Regions from separate parts of the Mus musculus genome. Here region 1 is linked to region 2. Evidence: chromatin loops called from intact Hi-C (ENCODE). Cell type or tissue: gastrocnemius. All regions are shown on one strand. Links, peaks and the distances in the headings refer to the core of each region. The heading gives the core; the rest is flanking DNA. Region 1 has its middle 32 kb from the start of Gm46768. Region 2 overlaps Bfsp1 (beaded filament structural protein 1, in lens-CP94).

Region 1 (2,919 bases), core at 165-2,664, 620 kb before region 2:
GTTATCTTTGATAATGATTTTTCTGTAATAATAAGTGTTTTCAGGACTAGGGAGATGGCTCCTTGGAAAACGTGCTTGCATAAACACAAAGATCTGAGTTCAGATCCTGAGCAGCCACATAAAAGTCACGAAGACATGGTGGCCACCTGTAATCCCAGCACTCAGGAGACAGAGACAGAGGCGATCTATGGAACTGGCAGAGTGAACTGGCTGGATCAGCCAGCCCCAAGGACTGGGAGACCTTGCCTCAGTACACAGGGTGGAAATGATGAAGGAAGATGCCCAGTGTCAACCTCCAGCTTTAGCATTCACATGCACTCAGGCACACACACACACACGCACGCACGCACGCACACACGCACGCACGCATGCACTCGGGCCAAAAAAGGAACATTGGGACAGGACGGCTCATTGCATAGTGGCACTTGCTGCCAAGCTTGATGTCTTGAGTTGACTCACTGGACAGCATGGTAAAAGAGACCTGACTCCCAAAAATTGTCCTCTGAACCTCGTAAGCCACTCCCAAACACACAAATAAATAAATGTACCTTTAAATTTTTTTGAAGACACTGATTTAAAGATAGTGAAGTTATGACAAATGTTTGCTAATTTTTATAAAGGCAAAAGAGATTAGAATTAGGAGTTCCATCTCCCTCAGTGGAAAGTCCACATCAGAGAATCTAGCGCCTCCTTCTTCAAGGCTGAACTTTCGGGGTGAGCGCAGACAGGGCATTTGACCTCTTGGGGTTCACCTGTGAGCCTCAGTTTCTGCATCTATAACCTGTAACTTTGAGCTAGTAGAGCCTCTCTTTCTCCCCTCCTGCCTCACACTCACACATTTGTTTGTTTATGTTGTGTGGGGGTCGGAGGACAACTAGCAAGAGTTAAGTTCTCTCCTCCCACCATTTGGACTGAGATCAGGTCATCAGACTTGGCAGCAAGCGCCTTTACCCACTGAGCCATCTCTCGGCCCTGAACCATGATTCTTTGTGCTTTGAGTTGAGAGCGTCCATTCAAGGTTTCTCCCTTGGTGATCCTTTGATCGAGTCAAAGGATCTTTCACAGGGGTCACCTGAGACCATTGGAAGACACAGATATTTACATTATGATTCATAACCATAGAAAAATTACAACTATGAAGCAGCAATGAAAAGAGTCGTGGTTGGGGGTCACCACAATACAAGGAACTGCATTAAAGGGTCGCAGCATTAAGAAGGTTGGGAACCTCTAGTCCACATAGTCCCTGACGTGGTTCTCTTACGTGCTTCTGAACTTTGAACAGCAGGGGTCGCCCTACACACAGTGATTACTTCTTTGCTTAGTGCTTTTTCTCCTGCAAGCTGATTCTTCAACCATTAGGATTCAATTGTCCAACGTTTCCCTGGTGCTGTGGGTAGCCAAGGACTCTGAGGAATCTGGTGACGTTTCAATTTTTCAAATATCTGTGAATAGAAACTTTTGTTTTGTTTTTGTTTTTTTGATACAGGGTTTCTCTATGTAGCCCAGGATGTTCTGAAACTCACTCTGTGGACCAGGCTGGCCTCAAACTCAGAGATCCACCTGCCTCTGCCCAAATGCTGGGATTAAAGGCGTGTGCCACCATGTCCTGCTGGAAACTTTTAATTGTATTATTTATATAATTAAAAATATTACTGAAGAACAATGGGGCAACCACAGCTTTAATCCCACAGTAATTTTCTACACTAAAGTGAACTACAGGTAGGTTACTACAACCACTCATTTAGGGGAGTGGAAGAGCATGCTGTCCTGGGGTTCTCAGAGAATAAACTCAATCAGTGACTCAGCACCTGTGAGTGGGTACTTTGTGCCAACTACTATTTGTTTATAGTATTAACAAATGAAGCTGTAAAACTGGGGTCGTATGAACATTGTTACGGTGAAATAGCCTTAGGTACACATGCGTGTCACCATATTGCAGTGACCCAGAACATGGACTGTCCAGACACTTCATAGTATCAGACAAGCTGCTGGAATACAGACCTCGCCTTTATCTGTGCAGGGATTATTCCACTGGCAGAGAGAGGTCATTGACGAAACGGCCATGGGTTGAATTCCATGTGTATGCACATCACTGTTAGAAGAAGGATGAGAAAGGGACAGAAAGTTTGTCCCTATTTATCAGACACAGGACTGAAGTGATAGGGTGATCATGCCAATAGCAGTAGCTAAGGTATTTGTCGTAATACTGGGCTGTCCCAGGGTGAATGCTGGCATATTGAGAGGCATTCTTAACTTAGGTGAGGTTCCATATGTCACGTGAGGATTTTATGAGGCTGTGTGTCTTAACTATCTGAAAGCATGGTATTTACTCAATAAATATTAGTCACGGCTTGTCAGGGATTGATACAATCTTTAATTGTCTCACTTTCTGGTTTTATTCAAATTTCTTCTCAATTGTATTTTTTTACAAAAAAAAAAAAAAAAAACGACTGAAGGTTTTTTTTTTTCTCTTTTTTGCTTATCCAGTCAAAACATTTACTGATCACCTTCTCTATGCCCCCTCCCCCACTATATTAGACACTAAAGATTCATCAGTAAATAAGACACAGAATCAAACAAGGTCTCCTCACCCGCACAAGATAATGCCATAGCTATCTCCTGGCCCGATCCTCTCCATGCTTCAGTATGTCTCTGATTCACCCGATTCCCTCCCTCTCCAAACCCAGGTCTTCAAAATCTCTTAACTGTTGTATCATCTCTGCAGCCCACGACCAATGCTCTGAGGCCCTCCCACCAGGCTCTCTTCCTTTGGCTTTCCTAGAACAAATGACCTAATTTATATGTTGTTGTTGTTGTTGTTGTTAAAAATGATATATGTGTGTATAGTGTACTTATGTGTATGTATTCACACATATGAGGTAGGAAGGTTAATGTCAGATGTCTTCCTCAATTCCCCTC
Region 2 (2,919 bases), core at 150-2,649:
TGCCACACCACTGCTATGCACGAAGGCAAAATGCAAACAGGAAGCATGGCCTCTACAGAAAGCACAGTGCTTCCACACTGTGGTCAAGTGGACCAGTGCACGTCCATGATGCTCTGCAGGGCATGTACAGTCGCTTGTCAGTATCCAAGGGGGATTAGTCTTCACAACCCCACAGGTACTGAAAATCACACTTGCTCAAGACTCCAAAGTGCTTAGTGCTTGTATGTGAACTATGAAGTTCTCCCATAGCCTTGAACTCAACCCCAACAACTTATAACATCCAGGATAGTGTGAGTGGGTATAAGTAGTTTTATTTTTTATTATTTAGGAAATGATGACAAACATGGTTATACACACACACACACACACACACACACACACACACACACACATATATATATATTTTTCAGCAGAGGCATAATTGGTTGATTGGGACTCTTAGGATCCAGAGAGGTGACTGTTCAGTAACAAAATACTGAACATAACAAAATTGGTCTAACAAAATAACAAAAATTGGTCTAATGAACCTCAGGTGTGCCACCTTCACGGGTTGTCACAGCCCATGTATGTGACGTGGCTCCTGCGTATTTTCTCATTTTCACACTGTTCTGTAAGTCAGGGAGTGGGGCAAGCAGGTTGGTCTCTCTGTTCTGGGTCTCCCAGGGTGGCATAAAGTGTGTGTGTGTGTGTGTGTGTAGTCCACCTGGGCCCCTGCTGGAGGATCTTATGGGAGAACTTGCTCACAGTGTCGGGTGTGTGGTTGGTACAAGTCAATTCCGACAGGCTATAGTGGGGAGGACCCTGTTTAGTCAAAGAGGTTGTGCATTCCTTGGCCCAAGGCTATTCCACGCCAGCGCTGTGTGTAAAGTCCTGGGTCTAACCCTCTGCCTCCAACTTCTCCTCTTAGCTGCTGCTGCTGCTTCTGCTTCTGCTTCTTCTTCTTCTTCTTCTTCTTCTTCTTCTTCTTCTTCTTCTTCTTCTTCTTCTTCTTCTTCCTCCTCCTCCTCCTCCTCTTCCTCCTCCTCCTCCTCCCCCTCCCCCTCCCCCTCCCCCTCCTCCTTCTCCTCCTCCTTGGCTTATGTGATTAGGATTAATTTAATTAATTTAAATAACTTACTTTGTGGTGCTGGTTAAGGTTTTCGATGCTTCCAGAATGTCTCCCGGTTAGGACCTTCAGGGTAAGTTCCCTGGCCCAGCAGCATCAGCAGCATCTGGGAACTTGTCAGAAGTGCAGATTCACGGGTACATCCAGACCAGCTGTGGCCTGGCAACTCCTGTCGTAACAAGTCCTCCAGGCGGCTCCACAGGCATTAGATCCATGCCTCTAAGAACAGAGCCCGAGATTGGAGCTGGGGGCCTCTCCTTCAAGTCAGCCAAACACAGGTGCCCAAGTCCCCTGGGGATTAATTTCTTCCAGGCGGACAAGGAATGACAGACAATTCAGTGTCTTGACAGGACCTGAAAACGGTTTTATTGATTGGCAAACAGGATGAGCCCTGACCTCTTTTTCATCAAGGTTCTTTACCGCCATCTAGTGGTGAGATTCAGCATCAGCGCTTGATCAGGGCACCATCCCTGAAGCAAAACAAAACACAGGACATTTACACCCCCCCCCCCTCTCTCTCTCTCTCTCTCTCTCTCTCTCTCTCTCTCTCTCTCTCTCTCTCTCTCGTGTGTGTTCACTCGTGCATATATGTGCATGCATGTGTGGAGTTCAGAAGACAACTCTCACAAGTCTATTCTTTTCCTTTTATTGTTTGGGCCCTGGGGCTCAGACTCAGGTTGTTAGGCTTGGTAACAAGAAACTTTACCCACAAAGCCAACATGCTGGATATATCATCATCATCGTCATCGTCATCATCATCATCGTCTTTACCTAAATTAACCCATTTATTGTCAGAGGTTTCAAATAGTGATGCTCCCATTGGTCTTTAGATCCTTCCGTCCTCTGATGGCTCACTTGACTGTGACAGAATTGTGGTGGGTCCAGGCCCTGACAGCCACTGTTCTTACACAGGGCCACATGCCTATGGCCCACATCTTTGCCTTAGTCTTGCCACAGGAGGGACAAGGATACTTAGTATGCTGCCTGATTTCAATTTTCTTCACCATTTTCTAGGTAGCGCTTCTCAACCTGTGGTTTACAACCCCCTTTGGCAGCTATTTTATCTCCAAAAATGTTTATATTATGATTTATAACAGTAGCAAAATGACAGTTGTCAAGCAGCAACAGAAATAATGTTATGGCTAGGGGGTCACCACAGTAGGAGGAACTGTATTGAAGGGCACAGCATTAGGAAGGCTGAGAAGCCCGGGAGGCAGGCACCATATTGGGTCCCACAGTTACTGACAGTTGTGACCTACTCGGTGCATTTAGCCATGGCACTGAGATTTAGGGATGATCCCGAGAGCCTCTTCCTCCTGTTACATAAAGGTCTTACGCCCAACAGCGTTCTGGTCTTAAGCGGACTGAGGCCGGACTTCACTGCACAGAAGGGCAGTTATCGGCTCCTGCAAAGACTCCTGCTGCCCTGCGCTGCTGTCTGAAGAGATAGAAAGAGACAGACCATCTATGCTCTAAGCAGAGAACATTCATCTCGCTCACAGTGTGAAGTGCACGCTTGCGCGTGGCTCCTGCCCTCCTCCCGCCTCTCTCTCCTGCTTTAGACACTCCCCTCCAGATAACCCTGGCTGCTCTTCCTTTCTTCTGGCTCCTAGGGTACCTGTCTTTTATGAATAATTTCTTTCTTGAACTCCCTTTCCTTATGCAGTGGCAGGAACAGGCCTTTGAGATGTGGCTGGTCATTCAGTGTCAATGGTTGAATCACCTGCCTGATTCTGTGTTTCATTCTCTGCTAACCGGTGCGGGCCGGATAGGGCTGGTGATGACTGGTAGTCCCCATCGCAGTGCAGAGATGT

Evidence for each region. Hi-C counts contacts between places; a loop is a spot of excess contacts. Peaks named below come from ENCODE experiments on the same cell type or tissue, not always from the same donor. Only the 100,000 strongest peaks of a DNase experiment are listed, where the experiment ranks them.
Region 1: a loop joins it to region 2, with 5 times the contacts of the local background. A loop is called at or near these places in 24 of 42 quality-filtered maps.

Annotation. Positions count from the first base shown.
Region 1 is chr2:144,451,181-144,454,099 of GRCm38, reverse strand. No RefSeq gene overlaps it. Among named protein-coding and RNA genes, the nearest start is that of Gm46768, 32 kb to the right of the region's middle. In gastrocnemius, for the core only: a CTCF peak has its summit at 1,281 (motif pointing right); a DNase peak (open chromatin) is centred at 1,290.
Region 2 is chr2:143,835,985-143,838,903 of GRCm38, reverse strand. The region is part of intron 5 of Bfsp1 (beaded filament structural protein 1, in lens-CP94); the gene reads left to right. Among named protein-coding and RNA genes, the nearest start is that of Bfsp1, 26 kb to the left of the region's middle. In gastrocnemius, for the core only: a CTCF peak has its summit at 1,520 (motif pointing left); a DNase peak (open chromatin) is centred at 1,524; H3K4me3 peaks cover 298 bases; H3K27ac peaks cover 280 bases.